Linked DNA regions of Homo sapiens: regions 1, 2, 3, 5, 6 and 7 are each linked to region 4. The links are chromatin contacts, found by Hi-C or POLR2A ChIA-PET in ENCODE. All regions are on one chromosome and are shown on one strand. The core of a region is the stretch at or near the end of the contact, and the rest is flanking DNA. Distances in the headings are between cores, read along the strand shown.

The links. A loop is a pair of places that touch in the nucleus more often than their neighbours do. ChIA-PET counts read pairs that join two places held with the same protein, here RNA polymerase II (POLR2A). Pooled maps may share reads with other maps.
Region 1: a loop to region 4 is called in a map of CD4-positive, alpha-beta T cell, with 4 times the contacts of the local background. The contact joins the promoter of NCOA1 here to the promoter of ASXL2 in region 4. A Hi-C loop is called at or near these places in 2 of 168 maps with a recorded cell type or tissue (CD4-positive, alpha-beta T cell and naive thymus-derived CD4-positive, alpha-beta T cell), 1 of 37 single-sample maps with no recorded cell type and 7 of 50 pooled maps.
Region 2: a map of CD4-positive, alpha-beta T cell shows a loop between it and region 4 (5-fold over the local background). The contact joins the promoter of SLC5A6 here to the promoter of ASXL2 in region 4. A Hi-C loop is called at or near these places in 1 of 168 maps with a recorded cell type or tissue (CD4-positive, alpha-beta T cell), 1 of 37 single-sample maps with no recorded cell type and 12 of 50 pooled maps. POLR2A ChIA-PET finds 5 or more read pairs at or near these places in 1 of 52 experiments (common myeloid progenitor, CD34-positive).
Region 3: a loop to region 4 is called in a map of naive thymus-derived CD4-positive, alpha-beta T cell, with 10 times the contacts of the local background. The contact joins the promoter of OST4 here to the promoter of ASXL2 in region 4. A Hi-C loop is called at or near these places in 2 of 168 maps with a recorded cell type or tissue (B cell and naive thymus-derived CD4-positive, alpha-beta T cell) and 8 of 50 pooled maps.
Region 5: a loop to region 4 is called in a map of naive thymus-derived CD4-positive, alpha-beta T cell, with 14 times the contacts of the local background. The contact joins the promoter of AGBL5 here to the promoter of ASXL2 in region 4. A Hi-C loop is called at or near these places in 1 of 168 maps with a recorded cell type or tissue (naive thymus-derived CD4-positive, alpha-beta T cell), 3 of 37 single-sample maps with no recorded cell type and 8 of 50 pooled maps.
Region 6: a map of B cell shows a loop between it and region 4 (32-fold over the local background). The contact joins the promoter of WDCP here to the promoter of ASXL2 in region 4. A Hi-C loop is called at or near these places in 2 of 168 maps with a recorded cell type or tissue (B cell and CD8-positive, alpha-beta T cell) and 6 of 50 pooled maps.
Region 7: a loop to region 4 is called in a map of B cell, with 29 times the contacts of the local background. The contact joins the promoter of UBXN2A here to the promoter of ASXL2 in region 4. A Hi-C loop is called at or near these places in 1 of 168 maps with a recorded cell type or tissue (B cell), 1 of 37 single-sample maps with no recorded cell type and 9 of 50 pooled maps. POLR2A ChIA-PET finds 5 or more read pairs at or near these places in 1 of 52 experiments (OCI-LY7).

What each region holds. Positions count from the first base shown.
Region 1 is chr2:24,489,497-24,492,628 of GRCh38, reverse strand. It overlaps NCOA1 (nuclear receptor coactivator 1), which reads right to left and starts at 1,375. Exons shown (of 23, transcript NM_003743.5): 1 at 1,027-1,375. RefSeq lists silencers at 603-1,092, 1,247-1,405, 1,383-1,722.
Region 2 is chr2:27,210,902-27,214,126 of GRCh38, reverse strand. SLC5A6 (solute carrier family 5 member 6) reads left to right here and starts at 1,859. Exons shown (of 17, transcript NM_021095.4): 1 at 1,859-2,107; 2 at 2,594-2,660. ATRAID (all-trans retinoic acid induced differentiation factor) reads right to left here and starts at 2,086. Exons shown (of 7, transcript NM_001170795.4): 1 at 1,660-2,086; 2 at 829-950. The coding sequence starts at 1,758. RefSeq lists silencers at 1,663-1,912, 2,103-2,422 and an enhancer at 3,205-3,225.
Region 3 is chr2:27,070,217-27,073,118 of GRCh38, reverse strand. It overlaps OST4 (oligosaccharyltransferase complex subunit 4, non-catalytic), which reads left to right and starts at 1,465. Exons shown (of 3, transcript NM_001134693.2): 1 at 1,465-1,518; 2 at 1,656-1,793; 3 at 2,398-2,647. The coding sequence starts at 1,657. The coding sequence ends at 1,770. AGBL5 (AGBL carboxypeptidase 5) reads right to left here. Exons shown (of 15, transcript NM_021831.6): 15 at 2,501-2,902. The coding sequence ends at 2,856. RefSeq lists enhancers at 257-316, 1,747-1,986 and a silencer at 997-1,696.
Region 4 is chr2:25,877,150-25,880,276 of GRCh38, reverse strand. It overlaps ASXL2 (ASXL transcriptional regulator 2), which reads left to right and starts at 1,790. Exons shown (of 13, transcript NM_018263.6): 1 at 1,790-2,111. The coding sequence starts at 2,055. RefSeq lists a silencer at 1,611-1,770 and an enhancer at 2,681-2,730.
Region 5 is chr2:27,049,912-27,052,986 of GRCh38, reverse strand. It overlaps AGBL5 (AGBL carboxypeptidase 5), which reads right to left and starts at 1,319. Exons shown (of 15, transcript NM_021831.6): 1 at 1,194-1,319; 2 at 1-74. The coding sequence starts at 28. TRY-GTA2-1 (tRNA-Tyr (anticodon GTA) 2-1) reads right to left here and starts at 2,205; the gene lies at 2,117-2,205. TRA-AGC8-1 (tRNA-Ala (anticodon AGC) 8-1) reads right to left here and starts at 1,773; the gene lies at 1,701-1,773. AGBL5-AS1 (AGBL5 antisense RNA 1) reads left to right here and starts at 2,723. Exons shown (of 2, transcript NR_046730.1): 1 at 2,723-2,807; 2 at 2,983-3,075. RefSeq lists silencers at 819-868, 889-1,328, 1,732-2,026, 2,729-2,938 and enhancers at 1,065-1,564, 1,879-2,108, 2,279-2,568.
Region 6 is chr2:24,045,809-24,048,842 of GRCh38, reverse strand. It overlaps WDCP (WD repeat and coiled coil containing), which reads left to right and starts at 1,452. Exons shown (of 4, transcript NM_025203.3): 1 at 1,452-1,529. It also overlaps a transcript of FKBP1B not described here and the pseudogene RNU6-370P.
Region 7 is chr2:23,938,913-23,941,784 of GRCh38, reverse strand. It overlaps UBXN2A (UBX domain protein 2A), which reads right to left and starts at 1,322. Exons shown (of 7, transcript NM_181713.4): 1 at 1,137-1,322. RefSeq lists an enhancer at 576-685 and silencers at 816-1,295, 1,356-1,455, 1,317-1,512.

The DNA.
Region 1 (3,132 bases), core at 126-2,625, 1.4 Mb after region 4:
AACGAGGAGGGCCAAGCATGAGAGGCTAACAGATCCTCCAGCTTAAAGTTTTCCTCCCCATGAAACTCTCCGGACACAACACCGTGGCCTGTCCTTGTCACACACACACAGGCTGTATTGTCAACCCCTCCGTCTCCCTCTAACGTCGTCAGACTGGGCAGTGTCTACCCATGGGGGTAACTGCTTTTAAATAAAATAAAAAAGCAGCCACCACAGCTGGGTAGTAAGGACTGGAGACCCTGGGTGTCCGATTTTTTCAGGTCTTTTACAAGGGACTAGAGAGCGGCCCGAATTCTGTCACTGCCCACTAACCAACCCCACCTCCCAATCGCCTCGTCAACATGTTTGCTTCCCTTCCTCGGCCCTTTCGGCTGAATCCCAGGAAGGGGACCAAACCCGGGCCGCGACAGGAACATGTCCAGTATCCATCCCATGTCTACCTCCGAAACCCCTTCTCGGGAGAAGGGGCGAGCAAGCGCGCCGGGGTCAAACCCAAGCGCCGTCGAGGGCTGCGCCGACGGAGAGGGACGCCGCGGTCGCCCCCATTTCGCGGTCCCGGCAGGCGAGATTCCGAGAGGTGAGCGGGCCGGCCAAGGTCACGGCGTCGTCGGGGCCGAGGGGCGCCCGCGCCGACTTCCGGCTCCCCCTCTCGGCGGCGGCCCGGGGCGCCCGCTCCCCACGCCGGGCAGGCGGCCGCGCAGCTCGCACCCCCTCCGCGGATGCTCGCCCTCTCCGCGCTAACTAGGGCAACTGGAAAAGAGGCGGAGAGAAGTCGCTGCTGCAGCGATTTCCCCCGGCGGGGAGCAGCCCCCAGCTGGTGCCCGTGACAGCTGCGACCTCCGCCCCCTCCAGCCGCGCCGGGCCGCGAGGGGAACTCGGGGAAGTGGGAGGAGGATGGAGCGGGAGAAAGGAGAGCAGGGGGCGGAGGGGCGCCAGCTGCTCCCCGCCCCCTAGGGCCTCCGCGGCCGCGCGGCTCGTGACAGCTGCACCCACCGGGAGGCTCCGCACCCGCAGCCCGCCACTCACCTGCCGCCGCCGCCTCTGGGCCCCGCTCACCGGCGCCGCACTCGTCCGCGACCGTGGCGGCGGCGCCGCCCCGGCCTCCGCCGCTCCTCGGGCCCGGCGCCGCGGCTCTCCGGCCCCCTCCTCCGGAGCAGGGGTCCCCCCGCAGGGGGATGCAGAGGGAACCTGACGCAGGCTCCGCTCGAGGGAGCAGCAGCGAACAGGCGGCGGAGGCCCTCAAGGCCGCGAGGCAGCCGTCGGAGGACAGAGCTCAGCAAATCGCGTCAGACTCCCGCTCGCCCGGCCTGAAGAACAGGCATTTCAGCCGCTCTCCGCGGCCGCCATGTTCTCCTCCTCGGCCGCCACCGCCGCCGCCGCCACCGCCCCCCGCTCGCGGCACCGCCCCCTTCGCGCCCCGCCCCGCCCCGCCCGTTCCCGGCCGCCCGCCTGCCCGCCCGCCGCACTTCCCCTGCCGGCTCCGGCCGCCCGGGCCGCCGCGACCCGGTGCCCGCGAGCTCCGACAGTGCGCCCGGGACAGCGCGCCCCCAGCCCGCCGGGCCTGCCGGGCCCGCCGAGCGAGGAACCGCCCCGCGCCCTCTGCCGGCCCGCCCCAGCCGGCGTCCTAACGAAGTGTGGGAAAGGAGGCCCGAACTCTTCCCCGCCCGTCTCAACTCCTCCCCGCCCCTCTCCTGCCCTCCCCTCGGGGCGTTCCTCCCACTGCTGCCGGGAAGCGGCCTCGAACACCAGGGCGCTCGCAGCTAGGCCGCCGGGCCTGCCGCCTCCCGCTGTTCTTTATCTTTCTGGGAAGGTGTCGGAGCGGCGAGAGGCCCTGCGGACGGGGCGGAGTCGGCTCCGGGCCTGTCCCTCCACTCGGGCGTTCTGTTACTTTGAGCGAGACATATCCCGCGGGCCTCGTTTTTTATTCTGTAAAATTGGGAGGTGGTTGCCTAGATGATTTCACAGGCTATTAGACAAGAGAAAAGGAAGATCGTCTGCCCCCTTCGTTTTACAGATGAAAAGATCTGCCTGACCCGTTCTGGCTCTGCAATTCCATGAATTATCTAAAATGTCTGTCATTCACAGATCTTTCCCCTCAAGGGGCCCACACCTTTCTTCTTATCTCCCTTTTCTTTTTTTTTTTTTTTTAACTTCTCTAATAGAAGTGCTACTTCCAAAAGTAGAGTGTTCTTGTCACCAGAGGAATCGAACAGCGGCTGAACAGCCTCTCTGAGCTGCGATGGCCTTATCTGGACCGCATCCCGCATTCCAAAGGCTGGCAATGCAATATATACCTATGTCTCTCCCTGGGTTGTCCTAAGCATGAATGAGTCACTCGCCGTGGAAGTGCCTTGTAAAGCATACATCTGTCCATTCCTTTCTTTTATTCTTACCCCATTTCGCACTCTTACCCTTCCTCAATCCTGTCCTGCTGCTGCTGTCTCCCGGCGTTTCCTGCTGTTTCGCTTCCTGTGTGTTCTCCCCTAAATCAATCTCTGTAAATCCTTAAGCCCTTCCCACCCTTCTCCCAACTGGGGAACCTGACAGCCTTGAAAACACCAATCTCCGTGGCAGCTCTCTGAGTCGACGGGCAGCTTCTTTCACAGGCAGGTACTACTGTATGCTTTCACCATCCTCTTCCTATCCTTGTCACGCTCATAAAGTAATCGCTAGACCACACCCCCACATGCATTCATATATTCATTCATTTATATATTCATTCCCCTGATTCTTATCGGAGACCTACTACTGGGGCCCTAGGTGCATCTCCTGAGCTCTGGCTTAGCAGTACCTCTAGCCACCCGCAGAGTCCCTATCCCCAATAATAGCTGAAAATACCCGGGCACTCATGAGTTTCGTCCCCTAATGTAGGGCCTACTTCCCAATCTAGTCCAATGCAGACTGTGTGAAAGTGCCTTGTTCTAGCCTCTGGTGCCAACAAATGAGCCACTTGTGCAAGGTACTCCTGTCTCCACTAGACTCTAGTAAGTGCTGAAGGCCAAATCTAGTGGCCACTTCAGTCCTACTGTCGTGTGGCCTTTCTACAGCACGTGATACTGCTAACTCCTCCTTTTTGAAACTCTCCTCCCTTGTCTTCAATATGAGTCTCTCTACCTGATTTCTGAACTTGCC
Region 2 (3,225 bases), core at 610-3,109, 1.3 Mb before region 4:
ACCACAGGACAGTGTATAAATATATTTGAGTGGACACTAAAGATTACAGGAAGTTTTTAAAAAAGGTATTACTGAATCGCTTGAACCCAGGAGGTGGAGGGCGCGGTGAGCCGAGATCATGCCATTGCATTCCAGCCTGGGCAACAAGAGTGAAACTCCGTCTCAAAAAAATAAATAAATAATAATTTAAAAAAGGTATTACTCTGGAACTTAGTAGTAGTAAATATTCACAAAAGATGTTGGAATTGAAGGATGGATATTTCCTAATTTGGTAGAGGAAGGCAATTTCAGGTATGGAGAGAGGCCTGAACAAAGGTGGAATGCCTTTGAGGGCAGGCAAATCTGGCTGGTGCAGACCATTATGGAGGTTTGAGCGGACAAGTAATTGGAAATAATGTTGGAAAAGTGGGTTGGGACTAGTATGGTACTTAATGGTTTGAATTTTGTCCTGAGACAAAATTTAATACTAAATATAGTATTAAAGCAAGAGAGTGATAATGGAAAATGTTGGTTTTCTAAAAGCTTAATACAGAGAAGTATTTAGGTAGATGAAGGAAAGAAGAGAATGGAAGCAAAACATAACATTTTGAGTTTGAAGTTAGGGTGCACTCAGTAGGAAATGCTTAATAGGAAGCTAGAGGTACCCGTATGTACCTGGAGTGTGGAAAGGTTAAAAAAGACACTAAAGAGATCTAGTTTTGGTAGACATCTGCGTGATGATTACAGCTGAAACCATAATAGGTGGATTCTTTAAATAATATAAGGGTATAAAAGCAGCCAGGCTAAGGAATGGCCTGTATCCAGCATCTAGGGATGTCTTCCCCTCACCCCAAGATGGTGCCCTTCTGATTCAGGCAGCAACGGGCATGCAGCATTAGCTCTCGTGTCGTTTTACAATAAAAGGCCACTTTTGACAAATTTTGCACGCTCCCTGGACATTGGGTGCATATCTGCAGAAGAGAAAGAAACATTAGAACTCCAGAAAGAAAAGCCAAGAAAAGAACAAACGGCGATCAAGAATTAACTGCCAGTACACGTTTCCAGAATTCCTCTAACACGGGGCCGATAAATGGATAAACGGCTCGTGTCCCACCCTTGTAACAGGCTAGGCTAGGAGATGCCATCTCTTCCTCCAGAGTCCTGCGCCGAATCAGCTCCCGACACTTTCAGTACCAGATATCGCACAGGGAAGGTCCTCATCTCTGAAGATCACTATTCGAACTTATTTATTATGCTTTCTGCAGAGACTTCTCAATCTGACAGCCCTAGTTTGGCGCGGTGTAAAACGACCGCAGGTACGTAAAGAACTCATCAAGCATTACAAAAGTACAGCCCTACCACCGCACGATATATGGCGTTCGTGCGTAGAGAGATTACACAAGAGGCAGAGGACCCGTCTGTAGAAAGAACTTAAAGTTATTCTAAAATTAAGGGGCGAAATCAAGTTTCACAGGTCTTTGAAAGTCGGCAGGACTGGGGCGCCGAAGGCCTGCACGACGTGAGTACTTGGGAACAGGACCTGGCTGGGCAGGGTCGGGAAGCGTCAGGGACGAAATCAGAACCGCAGGCCCGCCGAGGAGAAGGGGGAGCCGCTGGCGAGCGCGACGCACGGCTGGCCAGCGACCCTGCTTCAGCCCGACCTCAAACTTGCTTCTGTACCTCGGGTAGCGCCAGAGCCCTTTCCACGCCCAGAGCGAGGAGCAGGGCGGCAGCCCAGGGCACCAGGGTCGTAAGACTACCCGGGTCGTGAGGCGCCATTTTCCGTTCCCTTGGTGCTCCGCTGCTCGCGCGACCCGGCCCCGCGGCCCCGCCCCGCAGCGCGTCAGGCCCTCTTCCCCGGGCGTGGCCTAAGCGGCCCGGTCCAGTCGCCCTGGGGCTGCTTGGGGGCTTTTCCTGCTCGTGGAGCTCTGCGCTGGTCTTCATGCGCCCTAGCCCTCTTTCGGGGATACTGGCCGACCCCCTCTTCCTTTTCCCCTTTAGTGAAGGCCTCCCCCGTCGCCGCGCGGCTTCCCGGAGCCGACTGCAGACTCCCTCAGCCCGGTGTTCCCCGCGTCCGGACGCCGAGGTCGCGGCTTCGCAGAAACTCGGGCCCCTCCATCCGCCCTCAGTAAACATGGCGGCACGGCGAGCGGGGCGGGCAGGGGGCGGGCAGGGGGCGGGGCCCCCGCGGGCTCCCGGCCAGGGCTCTCGGCCGGGCTCTGGCTACCCACGTGTGGAGACCGGGCAGGTGGGCCTGGAGAGCGTGAGCCGGTGCCGAGAGGCACCGGGGAGCGGCGTCTGAGCCGGGGCGGGGACAAGGGGGCGGGGAGGGGCGGAGCGAGCCGGCCTCCGGCGTGGGTCTGAGATCTTAAGTGCGAGCGGTAAGGTGGTGGTCTCCGCCGCGTAGAGGGAAGCGGGAAACCGAGAAAGAACGAGGGTGAGGGTGATGAGGGAAGGGCAAACCTCAAACTCCAGCGGGAGGACACGAGCCTGGATCGCCCCGGGCACCTAGTCCTCTTCACCTCAATGCTGATAGCGCATAGCGTCCCGGAGCCTGGCGAGGAGGTAGGAGCGGGATAGACGCTTCCCTAACTCATTTTCTTTGCCTTCCCAGGAAAAGGGAGCGATGTTGATCTCAGGAAGCACAAAGGGACCTTCCTAGCTCTGACTGAACCACGGAGGTAAGGGAGTGCGTTGCTGCCCCAGGGTGGGCCAGCGCCCTGACTGAAGGGCGCCAGGGGATCCCTGCTCCCGGCGCGACAGTGTTGGTTAGGGCCAGCCAGAAAGCTCCTTAAAGCCGACCCAAGTGATCATCTCGAGTAGCCGAGCCAGGCTTCCCTTCCACATTACCCCCATGGTGTCTGCCTGGAAGTTCCTGAAAGGTTTACGTTTAGCTGGCTGGCAAATTTTCTAAGGTGTTAGTAGCTATTAGCATTTTAAGGAGGGCCCCCAAAGCCTTTCACACCTTGAGGAATTATAGGCCCCAGGACAGATTTTGAGGGAATCTTTTTGGAACAGTTAGTCCTGCAGTGGTCTCATTGCCTTTTGTAGGAGTCAATGCGATCCACTGCAGTGTGTGACCAAAGTGAGTTCAGGTTTTTATTTTTATTTTTATTTTTATTTTGAGACGGAGTCTCGCTCTGTCGCCCAGGCTGGAGTGCAGTGGCGCGATCTCGGCTCACTGCAAGCTCCGCCTCGCGGGTTCACGCCATTCTCCTGCCTCAACCTCCCGAGTAGCTGGGACTA
Region 3 (2,902 bases), core at 216-2,715, 1.2 Mb before region 4:
ATAATGACGTGTAATCCTTAAGACCTAGACCCTTACTCTCCCAGAGAGGAGCTGGAAACAGACCGCTTACTGAGGGATGCATAAGGGAGTACCTGTCTGGGGTTTCACCAGTGTTGTGTGGAGGGGACTCGGCTTTCTAAATATCAAGCTTCTGGGAAATATTGAGTGGGGGCTGGTGGTGAGGTGCGGGGAGGCCACGGGAACTACAGACTACTAAAGGCAGGGATTATGTTTAGAAGCCACGGGGCTGAAGCCCTTGGGTGACAAGCTGTTGATGGTCCCAGGCCCGGGAAGGCTACTTTGGGATAGTGCATCCCCAGCTCAGTGCACACAGGCGGGAAACTGGTCCCCTGTCCCAAGCCCATAGCATCTCCTGTAGAGTTTTCTTTGGCTCCGAGAAGCAGAGGCCTCCCCTGAGCCCTGGCCCCCCTCTACCGCAAAGCAACTGGCTTCCATTACCCCTGACAGCTCCAGAGCAACAGCCCAGCCCCCGGCCCCGGCCTGGCTCAGTGCCGTTCCCTTTTATGGTGAAGCTGAGAGAAAGCATGGAGTGAGGGGGGAGAAAGCTCTGGCTTGGGCAGAGGCTTGGAGAGTTCCAGGGTGCCTCTCCCCTCGCCAGAGACCCTCGGCTACCCGCAGCCACCGCTCTTCGTTCTCTTCGGCGACCTAATCTGTCCTGAACCCAGGACCCCTCTTGCTTGTCCCAGCCCTTCCTCCTCTTCTCCATTCCTCCCCTTCTCCCTCCCCCACATCCGGGGGGTGATTTCCCACTTGGCCGAAGTCCCACGGTTTGGGTTTTGATTCCGGGAGGGTCCGCCCTATTTCCGACGCCCACCTCCGGGGGGTAGGGTGGAGGGAGGGAGCCCGGCTAAGACAGAACCTGGTCAGATCACAAAAGGCAGGATGGTTCTACTTGGTTGCATGTGGGTCACAAAGGATGGCGCCGGAGAAAGGAGCACCCGGCAGCACCAGCCCTGTCCCCATTCTACAACGCCTCCTACCCCTGTCCCCGCCGTCCGGGCCAGGGAGAGGGCACTGAGGGCAGGACCCAAAGGAAGCACCTGGTTGGGCCGGGCCGGGAAGCGAAGGGTGGGCAGCAGTACTGAGGGCCGGGGCCGGAAGGGGGTTGGAGTATCCCGCCGGCCCCGCCGCTGCACCCTCGCCCCAGCCCACTCCTCGGCTCCGGGGAGGCGGCCACCACGGCTTCGCTAGCCGCGTCCCGAGCCACGCCAGCTGCAGCCAGCTGTGCGGTGCCGGGCCCAGGCGCGCGTCCGCAGCCCCGCCCCACCCCCTACGGCTGGACCTCCCACCGCAGCCGCGCCCGAGGCCCCGCCCCAGCCGCGGCCGTAACGCGCCGCGCGGAGCCGACGAGACGGCGGGGCTAGAGAGGCCGTCCCGACCGCGCCCCCCGCCGGAAGCGGCTTGTTCGGGCCTGAGCTGGCGCTACGAAGTTCCGGTCCAGGTCTCTGACTTCGGGCTTGTTCGCTGGTGGCGTCGGAGCCGAGCCGGACTGGTCAGGTCAGAGGCACGCAGGGGCCGTCCCACGGGCCAGCCCCGCCGTGGCCGTGGCCGTGGCTGGCCCGTGGGGCGAGGACGGGTTCTTGCGAGGGCGAGGAGTGCGCCAGCCCGCAGCTCAGCCCCTCTCTTCTCCGCAGGATGATCACGGACGTGCAGCTCGCCATCTTCGCCAACATGCTGGGCGTGTCGCTCTTCTTGCTTGTCGTTCTCTATCACTACGTGGCCGTCAACAATCCCAAGAAGCAGGAATGAAAGTGGCGCTTTCTCCGCCCCAGGTAACGGCCCGGGGCTGTAGCGCCCAGTCCCCAGAGCTGAGTGGCGAGGCCGCGCCAGGGCTAGCAGGGTTCGAAACTTACAATCAGAAAGTGTCGGGCCAAGCATGATACAGTCCAGAACTGGGCCCCTTTGTCTGCACAGAGTAGAGAGAGAGCGCGCTGTCCTCTCCCCGTAACCTGTTCCCTGCTAGAATGGGAGTGGGTTGCCTAACCCTCACAGTCTCCAGTAGGTAGATGCCCAAGTTGGGAGTATAGTTGTAAGGAGGCACTGACACCGGTAGGAACGAAGGTACCGAGGGAACCATCCAAGTATGAGGATTTGGGCTCTTAAATAGCCCTCATTTTCCCCAGGTTGTTTAGGCCTTATTTGGGCAGATTTTTTTTGGTGAGGGGGGTGACAGATGTAGAATTCTGTTTCCATGTTCTGAGGCCAGGGGTTGGCTGCTGACCCAAACTATAGAGAAGGAAGGGGGGGCTTTGGAGCCAGCCTTAAGTGTGGGTCACAAGTATAAAGGGAACATGGATGGGCGTTACTTCCTGAAGGATTCCCCAGAGGAAAGCTGCAGCATTTTCCTTACCTCAGGTCTTTCCCCCTCTTTTCTAGGGTTCCAGGACATAGTCTGAGGCAAGATGGAGGGTATGAGGGGCCTTCACACTTCACTTCATCCCTTCTACCCATCACAACATACAAAGCAACTACACCTGGATTTTTCCAAACAACTTTTATTTCCTCAGAGTCTTCCTTAATCCTATGGAACAAGAAGCTGCCACTGAATAGGGCCCAGTATAGGGGCTTGCTTTTCTACTCCCTCCCCCCAATATAAAAATATAGACTTTTTTTTGTGGTCCCAAAATCTTGTGCTGCGGAGGGAGGGAAGGGGTGGCAGGTCCCTGTTTTGTTCTGTCTCAAGGTGATACTCTGTAATGCCTTGGACAGCGTGGCTGGCATTCCAAGGACTTAACGGCTGTCACATGGAATCAGCGGCCTGGAGGGGAACTAGCATATTTCCCACTGTTACCCCATCTTGGGGCTATATCCTGGGCTTGAACATAAAGGCATTATCAGACCCGGGGAGAAACAGTCAGTGGGGGAGATTTAGGGACAAAAC
Region 4 (3,127 bases), core at 541-3,040:
CTGAAAACCAGTTGGGGCTCCAGGACCAAACAACAGGACTGGATGATAAGCTGTACTCAGCTCAACAGCCAGGGATGGAGAAGACCTTTTTTTCTCTTCTCTCTTTCTCTTTCTTTCTCTCTGTCTCTCTTTCTTTTTTGAGACAGAGTCTTGCTCTGTTGCCCAGGCTGGAGTGTAATGGCGCGATCTCTGGGCTCACTGCAACCTCTGCCTCCCAGGTTCAAGCGATTCTCCTGCCTCAGCCTCCCAAGTAGCTGGGATTACAGGCGCATGCCACCAGGCCCAGCTAATTTTTGTATTTTTAGTAGAGATGGGGTTTCTCCATGTTGGCCAGGCTTGTCTTGAACTCTTGGCCTCAAGTGATCTGACCACCTCAGCCTCCCAAAATGCTGGGATTACAGGCGTGAGCCACCGCACCTGGCGAGAAGGCCTTCTTAGACTACAGACATAAGCTTTGGAGGGAGGTGGTACATACTACCTGTGTAATGCATAAGGCTATGAATTACCAAAGACATTTGGGAAAATATATCCATATCAATTGCTGAAATAGGCTGTTTGATCCATGACTGAACGGAAATATAAGGAAGTATCTAGATACTTCTAGATGGCCTCTCAAACTCCCTTTAATATCTTTTTCTCTTTTTTTTTTGCACAACAGATCCTTTTTGAAAAATGGAGGAAAAGTTATGAATCCTCTTAAAAAATTCACATATAACACACAAAATATAGTTCATAATTTTAGGGAGTCCATGAATTTCTGAAACGCATCCATAAACTTTAAGTATTGCTCTCACCTGTCTTTCCTCCCAAGAGGCAATCCAATCCTCAGTCCTATTTCACACTATAGTAAGTTTACTGGATTGTTTGGAAGCAGCTTCTGGAAGCAGGTGGATTTGGGAGATCAGCAGTTGTTACTACATTCTTCTTACTTTGCAAGGTATCAAGGTGTAGATGATGTAAGAGAAGATGCCACATTCTGGATCTTTCAGAAAGCTGTTACGGATACTACAAATAATGGTCTCTGACCACAGAAATAGGTGAATCATTCAGCAAATATTTACTGGGCGCCTGATATGTACAGGCACTATGCTAGGGACTGAGCTCACCGAAATAAAGAAGACACCATTTCTGTCATTGATGAGTAGCTTCACATGTAAAAGCATGGATGCAGTTACTGGTGGCCTTAAAAACAAAGTCACCTAAGTTTGAGGCATTCTGGGGAGATGGAAAGGGCTCTGAGCTGGCAATTTGATTTTTGGTTTCTCTACATCCCAGACTTATGAGCTTGGCAAGTCACTCAATCTCAGTTGCTTCGCCTATCGAATGGGGTTAATAGGCAGACGAGAATTGTTGCCTATCTTCAAAAAGATAACCTCTGTAAAAATGCAAATAAATGAGAAAACACAAACGCAGGGCTGATCTAAAGTGATAGTTGGCAGAGCCACCCACTGAGGGAAGAGTTCAGCTCCCCAGGTCTACACAGCCTGTGCAGCGCCTCGCAAGAGGCGGGATCCGCTCAGTAAGCTTTCCCGGATGGCACAGGTTCCGCTTCCGCAGGCAGATATTCGCTGTAGGTGTGAGCGCCAGGCGTCAGACTACAGCTACTGCCGGGGCCTCCTTGGCGCGCATGCTCCTGCGGAGAGGCGGAGACCGGAAGGGCGGGGGCGTGGCGAGGTACCGCAGACCGCCGGCTCGATAGCTCAGCGGCCGGGCTTGGGAGGCGGGGGCGCGCCCGCGCTCGTTCGCGCGGCCGGCTGCGTACAGTAGTGACGGCCGCGCGGGAGCGGTCACATGACCGTAGCGGCAGCCTGTACAGTAAGAACCCAATATGGCAGCGGCGGTAGCAGTGGCAACGGCAGCAAGAGGACCGGCCGCCCCATAGACCCCCCCGCGCACCACCCCCGCCGCTTCCTCTGCTTGGGTGCCCCCCCGGTCTGACTTCCCTTTTCTCCCACCTTTCCCGGCACCGCGGGAAAAGCAGCGCAGGGCAGAGCAGGCAGGGAGGGCGGCCGGAGCCCGGACACGGGAGCCTCCCAGTCAGTTCAAGACCCGACATGAGGGAAAAGGGACGTAGGAAGAAGGGCAGGACCTGGGCGGAGGCCGCCAAGACGGTAAGGGGGAGGGAGCGAAGGGGAAGGCCGGGAGGATTTTGTTCCCTTGTCGCCCGCCAGTCGCAGGGAAAGGGAGGTCACTGGCCCAGGGACCCGGCTGAAGGGGCACAAAACCGCGCGGAGAGGGCGGCGGTTAGTGTCGGGGTTGCGATCCCTGTGGGAATGGAGGCGCCCGGCGGAACGTGATAGCCGCGGGGCCGTGGCGTCCCTCGGCGTCTGCGGCGAGTCCTCTCAGTGTTTTGAGGCTGTCTTTTGGGGTCGAGCCGATATCACCTCCGCTCTGTGGTAGCCCTCGCCCCGGCACGGGGAAGTCTGTGGTGCTTGCACGGTAACCGGTTCTTCTCCCTTGTGCGGCTGGAGAGCCCCCATTGGATGCAGATAGGAGAAGGCTTGTGCGTGCATCCAGCCCCGGAAAGGAGAGGGGAGCGCTGGAGCTGGATAGAATTTACCCGTTACAGCGGACGTGCCTGTGACCCCGGGCCCCCTGTTTGTCTGGCTCCCGGAGCAGACGAGAGATCACGAGGCTTTTGTTTTTGTTTGGTGTTGGAGCCGAAAGTGCAGGAGGTGTTTAGAAACGAAGTAACAGGTGGGACTTGTAGAATTTTTTTTTTTCCTGTTTCCGTAGAGACCTACTCTGAACAAGGCAGCAATGCATGGTGGGACGTGTAGTTTACCCGGCCTTCACGTTACCCTAGCCAAAGGGATGGTGCCCTAATGAAGTTGTAATTAGTGGGCAAAACAATTTTCCCCCTAATTGTGTTATGACGAAATTTAGAGGTAGATTTTAAAAAGTGGAATATTGAGGATTAGTGAGAACTTTTACCATATTTTAAGAAGAAAAAATTAAAAGCATGTTGTATGCAGAAATGAAATGGCAGGAGATAGTGAAGTTCATACATCGTTGAGGGTGCAGCAGAAAAGTAATAGGGCATTAAACGGCAGCATTTTAATAGTGGAAAGTGAGAGGTGTTCACCCCTTTAATGGTGATTAATGCCGGTAATACTTCGACAACGTA
Region 5 (3,075 bases), core at 70-2,569, 1.2 Mb before region 4:
ACAGCAATCCCCCACAGCGCAGCTCCATGGTGGGGCTGGGAAAGCATCCTCCTGCCCCGCTCTGGCCCTGAGAGCTGGGGGAAAACAAGGGTTAGGTTAAGGAGGAAAGGGAAGACAAATCGAAGAGTTTTCTGGGTATCTCTTGATAAATAAGAGCTATTCTTAGGGAGTGCCCTATGAAACAAAAGGCTGTCTCCCTCTTAGAAAACATAGAAGTGGTCTTCCAGCAAAGGCCAAGAGAAAGCAGCATTCTGTACCCCAACACTAAGGGTTGTAAATGACCTAAAGGGACCCCATTTTACTTTAGCTTGGCTGTTCCCAAATAAAACTCAGTGGCTTAACTATGTTGAAAAACACTAAACTCTCAGCTGCTTTGCAGCCCAAAGATTAGAGAATATAATCAGAGAGGTCAGATTTTCCAAACCTAGCCAAGATACACTCACCACCATACATGGCCACCTTTAGAGATGGGCCGTTCTGGATCTCTGGCTCTGCACTCTCCAGCACAGAGCAGAGAGAGGAATCGAGGTTCTGAGTGTAAATGGGTAGTCCTCTCTCCAGCCTCTGTCCTCACAAGTACTGAGCGGACATTCTGGTGTTGCTCCCCTGAGCCCTGGAAGGGCTGGTTCTTCCTTTTTTGTTCCTACCTTATGCCTAGTATGGAGAAAAACTATAACAGTGGTGCCTCTGCCAAGCCAAAGGCTACTGGGCTCACCTAGCGACTGGAGCTCCCTTCCAGCCAGGGCATGGGTCTGTTTCCATCCCCCTCCGCCCCGTAAGCACTGCACCCTGAGAAAGCTACCCTAGTAGCTGTGGATGAGTAATGGGTGTTCTCAGCACCCCTAAAAGAGGTGGGCTGCTAGAGTCCCACTCGGGGGAAGGAGGCTGGCTTCTCCACCCTCGACTCGCGGGGAACCGTCACACCGAGCGGGCTTGCCCTGGGCAGGGTGGGACTGGGAGGCATGGAAGGGGTCGAGACGGGCTCCCGCGGCAGGGGATTAGGCAGGGAGGGCCTAGGAGTCAGAGGTGAGGCCACGGAGCTGGGCGGGGTCGGGACCGCGTAAGCCAGGTCGGGAGCGGGGTGCGGGGTGGCCTTCGAGGGGCTCGGGCTCAAGGGGCTGAGAGAAGGGGGCGGGGCCGGGGCTGGCGGGGCCGGGGCTGGCGGGGCCCGTAGTCCGCGCAGAGCCCCTCACCTCTCTCCGGGCCGGTGATCCCGCTCCCTCTCCCGCTAGCGAGGCCGCACCTTGGGCCCCGGCACCCGGGCCCTCCACCCGGGCCCCCAAAAACACCCGAGCGCCGCGGTGCCGGGACCCCGCTCTGCCAGGAAACAAGAAGTCTCTCGCCTATTGGCCGTGGCTGCAGCTGGCGACCCGCCCAGTAAAGCTCGCTACCATTGGTCAGCTCTCAGGGTTCCTCGCACGTTAGTGGGTACCTGAGCGAGTGTCGTTCGGGGACGATGGCGGGCAGGAGCGGCCGGAGGGTTCTAGCAGCGTCTTCCGGAAGACGGTTAACGGCCTGCCTGCCGGGAGGCGGGAAAGATAAAGCGGCAGAAACTGGGACTCAACTGCGAAATAAAAAGACATCGTGTGAAACTCCTTATCGCTTAACAGTCTTGTGTCTCTAAAATGAAACACGTAGCCCACTGCGCCGGGAATCCCTCCCGTTTTGTGTTCTGTAGTGTGACGGACGCAAAAGCTGAGTGGAGGATGCGGGCATCGATCCCGCTACCTCTCGCATGCTAAGCGAGCGCTCTACCATTTGAGCTAATCCCCCGCCTGCTGCTTAGTTCTTTCCCTTTGCCTTACAGGTTCACTGCACTGTTCACTGACCAGTGGATCAACCACAGTTCAGGACATTTATTTAGCAGAGTACAATACAGTGGCATCCATGTGCAAGATTCTAAAAATCAAGCATATAATCGTGTGCTTAAGCAGAAAACATTCTAAAACACGTTACCACATGTACATTGAACGCAGAAAGAGCGTTACCGTATACTACATACTACGGTGTTCCCTATGGACTGACGGCAGTACGAATGCTAAGTCACAGGAGGCCTCCAAGCCTTTCCCCTTATGGGATAATTGAATTAAATTGAGGTTAAAAATTACAGACGAAGTCCTTCGAGCCGGAATCGAACCAGCGACCTAAGGATTGCCACGCCCTATCCACTACAGTCCTCCGCTCTACCAACTGAGCTATCGAAGGCTCCGCTGCGATAAGATGCTGCTGATAGCCCTCTAATGCTTACCGCAACCTCATCCAGCCATGACCCCCGCTTTCTCCAGCTGAAGGAACCTGCCAGGGCAGGAGACCCATGGGACCTCACAGAGCTGAGAAAGCCGGAGACCCAAAGGCAAGGAAAAGAAGCTGCCCAAAGTCCGGGTTCTCAGGCCAGAACGGAGGCCACACCGGCCCTGAGCTTCCCGGCTTTTTAACAAAATGTTCCCAACACCCCGCGGTGGTTTCTCCTGGACCGCGAACGCCGAGCCCGCCGCCGCCTCCTGGAGCTCCGGGGCAGCGCTTGTGCCGCGGTACCTGCACTCACAGGGGCTTTGCGACCGCGACGCGCAAACCCTGCTCGAGAGCCGATGGGCCACTTTGGCTGCTCCTGCTCCACATTTCCCTTGGCTTCTCCGGACGTGCTCTCCTGACGCGAACGACATTCGCTCGGCCAATTAACTCAGGTTTTGTCAGGCTCTATTCGTCCTGACCAGTGCAAGAGAGACGGCGACCGCGGGGTGCTGCAGGCTTCGGCGCGGCGCATTATCGGGCTGTGCCGAACCCCCCGGGCCGCCCTGGGATCGCGGGCCTGGCGGCGTGGCCCGAGGGCTCGGGGAGAGGGCTACGCGCCAGGAGAGGGCGGCGGGGCTGCAGTACAGGCTTTCCTGCCCTCGGAAGCGCTCGCAAGCCTGGGGGATTCCCCTGCGGTAGACCTGGGATGGTGGGCGGCGCGCGGCCGGGTAGGTCCCTGCAGCCTCCGAGGCCCACGTGAGGTCGGGGTCGGGGCGGCTGTACAGTGCCCAGCACAGGCCACTGGCCTCCCTTGTGGGTCTTTGCACAGGTCCGCTTACTCTC
Region 6 (3,034 bases), core at 203-2,702, 1.8 Mb after region 4:
ACAGTTACTGCATGGAGTGATTAGTGCTGTGGAATGAATGAATGAATATGTAAATGAATTCTACTTTGAGTTCCTCCTCCACCAAAAAATACATTCAGGAATCTAGAAAAATATTTTTTGGAGGAGGTAATATTTGTTTAAAGGGTAATTGGGACTTTTAAAATTTTTTCCCCCTCATTATTACCTGCATTGTTCCAAAAATTGATGTGAGGCCAAGTATATCAATTTTTGGAACAATGGCTCACACCTGTAATCTCAACACTGTAGGAGACCGAGGCAGGAGGATTGCTTGAGCCTAGAAGTTCAAGACCAGCCTGGGTAACATAGCGAGATCCCGTCTCTCTCTCTCTCCTTTTTTTTTTTTTTTTTTTTGAGACAGAATCTTCACTCTGTCGCCAGGATGGAGTGCAGTGGCACAATCTCGGCTCACTGCAACCTCCGCCTCCCAGGTTCAAGCGATTCTCGTGCCTCAGTCTCCCAAGTAGCTGGGATTACAGGCGTGAGACACCAGCGTTCGGCTAATTTTTAAATTTTTAGTAGAGACAGGGTTTCACCATGTTGGCCAGGCTGGTCTCGAACTCCCGACCTCAGGTTATCCGCCCGCCTCAGCCTCCCAAAGTGCTGGGATTACAGGCATGCCATCTTTATTTTTAAAAAAAGAAAAGAAAAGAAAAAGAAAAACATAAAAACTGATGTGAAGATATGATTCTCCTGAGTGGCACTGGAAGATAGGCATGGGGAGAAAAGCCTGGCAAACTGGTCCAGAATGAGCCCCAAGGGTGTTCTTCCTCCATTTCCTCATCCCCACTCTCCCGGATGCTTAGGTCCCAGATGAGGTTGTCTGCATCCCTGAAGGTGTTCTGGCTGTGTTGTTAAAGAAAGATGATTGTCGACTGTACTGTGAGGGTCAGGACCTGGAATTCCTCATAGGTCTGAAGAAGCCTAAGGGACGCACTAAATCCATAGGCTGCGGCCAGAGCAGGCACGCTTAGGGTCGGGGTAGAACAGGGATTTGTAGCTGGGACAGGCCCATGCAGCGGCTTCAGCTCAATGCACAGTATTTTGTGTACAGATAAGAACATTTTCCTGAGAGATTTTATCAGATTTTAAAGAAGGTTAAAAAGCCGTGGTGATCCTAGGGCTCCTGGACTCCTTAGACAAGAGAACCGACGAGAAGTGGGGAAAGAGCTCAAGTGCTTAAGGGAGGGAAAATGTGGCGGGCTTGCGGTCGGTGGTTTTACGGGGACTACCACTCCCAGCGATCCGTGCGGCAGAGCCAGAGCTTATTGGCCAGTGGGACGAACCCTCTGCTAATGTGCATATTCAAAAGCCAATAGACGGGGCCATCTCGGAGCGTGCCTATCCTATCAGAGGACCACCCACCTATCAGAGGACCGATATCACCGCCCACCTATCAGAGGACTGAGGGCCGGTGCTTCCGGTGGCTGCCCAGAACTTCTTATGTGCGGCGGCGTGATGTTGGGCGGCCACAGAGAGATTGGTGTTTTTGTGAGGCAGTGAGACCTAAGGTATTTCATCTCCACTGCTGCCGGGCCTGGCGGGTGTGGGGAGGCTGTAGGGGGTCAGGAGGGAAGTGGATCGGCTCTTGGTGGGTAGGGGGCGGGAAGGAGGAGATTCAGGCGTGCAGAGAGGATGAGGAGAATGGGGCGGGCCGCGTGTGAGGGGTCGCGGGATGAGGATCGAGCTAGGGGTGGGTGTAAATGAGGGATTATGACCGTGACTCGTGAATAACACTCCTGGGAATATGTCCCAAGGAAGTCATCCAAAGTCAGGAAATGCTTTAAGCCTTAAGACCTCGGTCCGAGCTTTATTTATAGCGGGTAGCGGGATAAAGTTGGGTACAGCTAGGAGCAGTTCAGTACATTATGTCACTTCACTGAGTGTATGTGAAGTGGCCTCTAAAACTAATTTATTAAACTTTTAAATAACATAGGGAAATGCTAATATATAATGTTAGATGAAAACCGTGATACAAAGTTGCACAGTATAACTGAAAAAGTTTGACAGCCAAACTATGCATAGAAGAGTCTAGAGGGATTAGTCATAATTTTCTTTGGATGAATGTTTTTTCGTTAACTCTTCTTAATTTTTTTCTTGTGTATGATTTTTGTTTCCAAATAAGTGTAAAGAACTTGAAATCATTTTATAGTGGAAATACAATAAACTTGGAAAACAAGTTGGGGGAGGGATGTACTTTTGTTTAAACCTGCTGGAAATGCCAGTTCACCTGAATCCCTTGATTCTCGTCATGAGTTGTCTTTAAAGAAGATGAAAAACAGAATTAAATGGTTATATACTGAGCACCGGCTCTTAGTTTTCTGACCACCTCTCCGGAGACCTGAACTAATACAGTGGTCTTTTCCCTCCTAAAACACCCAGGGTTCTTGATTTCATGTTCTCCAAAAAACTTATACTCTGGAGATTGTGAAACAATAGGTATACAATTAGTTTCAGGCAAAATCAGTAGCGTTGGGGAATGCCTGAAGAGCATTTAAACCTTGGTCCTCCTGGCCCTCTGATCTTATACAGTGAGGTTCTCCACTACCTTGACTTTAATGATTAACCCTATGTCAGTGATTTCCAAATCCTTACCTCTGACTGCCTAAGGTACATTGGTACCATGTAGACATCTTACATGAAGCACATGTTAATTTCAATTTGTCACATACTACACACGTTCCTCCCCTACTGCCCCCACCCCCACCTCCCCAACAGGGTCTCACTCTGTCACCCAGGCTGGAATGCAGTGGTGTGATCATAGCTTACTGTAACCTTGAACTCCTGAGCTCAAATCCTCTCAGCCTCCATAGTAACTAGGACTGCAGGTGTGGGACGCTGCACCCAGCTAATTTTTATTTTTATTTTTATTATTTTTTATTTTCCTTTTTTATGGAACGCTTCACAAATTTGCAAGTCATCCCTGTGCAGGGGCCATGCTACGCTCTGTATCATTTCAGTCTTAGTATATGTGCTGCCAAAGTGAGCACCCACCTCATTTTTAAAAATTTTTCTG
Region 7 (2,872 bases), core at 73-2,572, 1.9 Mb after region 4:
ATTTGCTTAATATCTGTTTTGCCCAATGACACTGTAGAGTCTAAAGGCAGAGTCTGTAATTGTCACTATTGTATCCTTAGCATTCAGTACACAGTAGGTACTAAAATTTTTTTGAATGAAAAAAATTAAATCAAGTGTATGCTAATTATTATACATTATTAAATTAAAATGCAAGTAAAGTACCCTCCACAGTGCCCAGCTGAAAACAACTGCTCAGTAAGTGTGAGCTTCCATTAACACTGGACTGCAGTCAGCCTCATATCATTAGTGTGCTTAACCACTCCCTCCTGCACACATTTTTTACACATTTTTGGACTCCGCCAGTGCCTAGCACTAACATTAGTGTTATAAAAAGATACTCTGTATTCACTGAATTTAATTGCCTTTTAAATAAATCCGACTTTCAGCATATTTAGAAAGAAGACACAACATGAACTTTTAAAGTTTCCCCCCTAAAAACAAACTGCAACCGGCCAGACTTCATACTACCACATTATTTTCTGCATTCGCATCAAAACAAATCAGCAGTTTCCTATCTTTACTTATCTCAAATTACGTACATAGGAACTCAACGCTGGATGCCACACGAACATTCATCATTGCTGACAAGTAATAAACTCTTTTATTACTGGCAGCGAAAAGGAAAAAAAAAAGGCACAAAGAAGAAATTAAGGAAACGTGAAATCAGCGAACACCAGGCCTTCAAAACATCAGAGAAAGTGAGTGGTGGGAGTCGGGTGAAGTCACTAATAGGCATACTTTGTATCACTGGACTGCGATCGTGCAGCGTTCGCCTTTGAAAATAGAAACATTGTGTTGCGCATAACTGTAAGTTTCGGAACGCCCTGCGAGAGAACCAGGAGCTGTGCCTTCAGCTAGCTCGCAAGTCAAGCCGCAGGCGAGTCAGGGGCTCGGGGTCGCCGCTCACCTGGGCTGGGCGGGACCCTGGCTCGGGCTCCGCCGCCGGCGCCCCTTCCCGAGTCGCAAACACGCGGCCCTCCGGAGCGAGACTCCCCCCGACACCGACGATCCGCGGCGGCCAAGCCACAGGCCGCGACCCCTCGGCCCCAGCCGGCAGGCGACCGCCCCGCCCCGCCCTCACCCCGCCGGACGCGGCGCGGCCCCGGGACGCTCACCTCCGGGCACGGCCTCCCGGCCTCGGCCTCACTCAGCTCAGGCACCGCAGGCACCGTTTGGCCGCGGGCTCCGTTTGGCTGGAGCCCTTCAGAGCCGGAGCGCCGCCGCCCCAGACCGCCTCAGGTTCCGCGGCCGCGCCGCTGAGATCCCGCCAGCCTCTCTCGGTCTTCGCCAGGCGCCCAAGCGCGCGCCGACGCCGGCTCCGCGCAGACCCGAGGAGCGCGCGCGGACGCGGGGGCGCGCCGAGGGCGGGGCTTGCCGCGGCCGGGCGCTTCAAGTCCCGGCGGGAACGGCGCTAATGGCCGCCTCCCCTTCCCACCACTGGCCCGGCGGCTAGCTGCCTTCATGGGTAGGGGAGATGCAGGCAGCTCGGTGTGTGCTCACCAGAGAACCCAGAGTGTGCTTACCTGGGTACCTCCTCAGCCTCAGAAACCATGGAGAGACATCCCTGCATTCTGACAATGTTGAACTTGACCTGAGCCCTGTGGACAACGAAGTTGAAGAAACCCCCACCCACCTTTTTTTTTTTTTTTTTTTGAGACTAAATCTCGCTCTTGTCCCCCAGGTTGGAATACAATGGCGCGATCTTGGCTCACCGCAACCTCCGCCTCCCGGATTCGAGCGATTCTCCTGCCTCAGCCTCCGGAGTAGCTGGGATTACAGGCGCCTGCCAGCACGCCCGGCTAATTTTTGTATTTTTAGTAGAGACGGGGTTTCACCATGTTGGCCAGGCTGGTCTTGAACTCCTGACCTCAGGTGATCCGCCCGCCTTGGTCTCCCAATGTGCTGGGATTACAGGCGTGAGCCACCGCGCCCGGCCCCTTTGTGTTCCTAAAAGGACTTACTACACGCAACCGCCCTTCCGCATGTGACTTTGTCAGGACTCAAGGATGCCCCCGTCGTTAGCTGTGACAAGGTCAGGCCCAGACCCTCTAAATTCCAGTTCTTCGCCTCGCAAATAGTTAGCTGACCTGCCTGTACTCACGATGTGGACAAATCCCGGCTGCCTTGACTTGACAGGACTTGAGTGAAGCAGCTCTCCCTGGGCCTCTCTACACGGTGACCGAGCCTCAGCCGCAGCCAGCGAGCAGCCCTCCTCATCCACCGCCTGAAAATAGACGGACCCCAGGGAAACAGTCTCTGTATAGTCTCATCGCTGCCACCTCCAGTCTTCTCCCCACTTCCCCACACCCGGGTCTTTCTAGCCCTGTTCACTCATCTCTGTAAAAGGAAAGCCCTTTTCTGCCTGACCCAGGAGATCGCTGCAGATCTCATGGTTGGAGAGTTCTCCCGGTTGCTGTAGCCTCCCCCAATCCCCACTCTCAGTTGCAATAGTTTCTTTCCCTTTTCTTGGATCTCTTCCACTGAACTCTCTCCTTACGTATATCCAGATTTGTTTTTTATTTTATAGTCCAGCATTCTCCCAATTGCAACAGTCCTTCTTCCTATTGCAATAGTTCTCCACCCTTATTGCAATAGTCCTTTTCCCCCCTGTTGCAATAATCCTTTCCGAATAAAGTCTCGGTTTGCCTAAATCGGGATTTATTTGTAAGTCTTTAGTGCGGGGACTCAGATTGAGATTGATCCTCACCTACAGGCCCATGCCGTTCCCCCCACCACCACCTCCCTCATCTCCTGTTCAGTGATTTTGGGAGCCTGTGGTGAGTTCAAATCTCACTGCTCATGAGACCGTGTCTGTTGAAGCACAATAAGGAGTTAAATTGATCCCATTAGG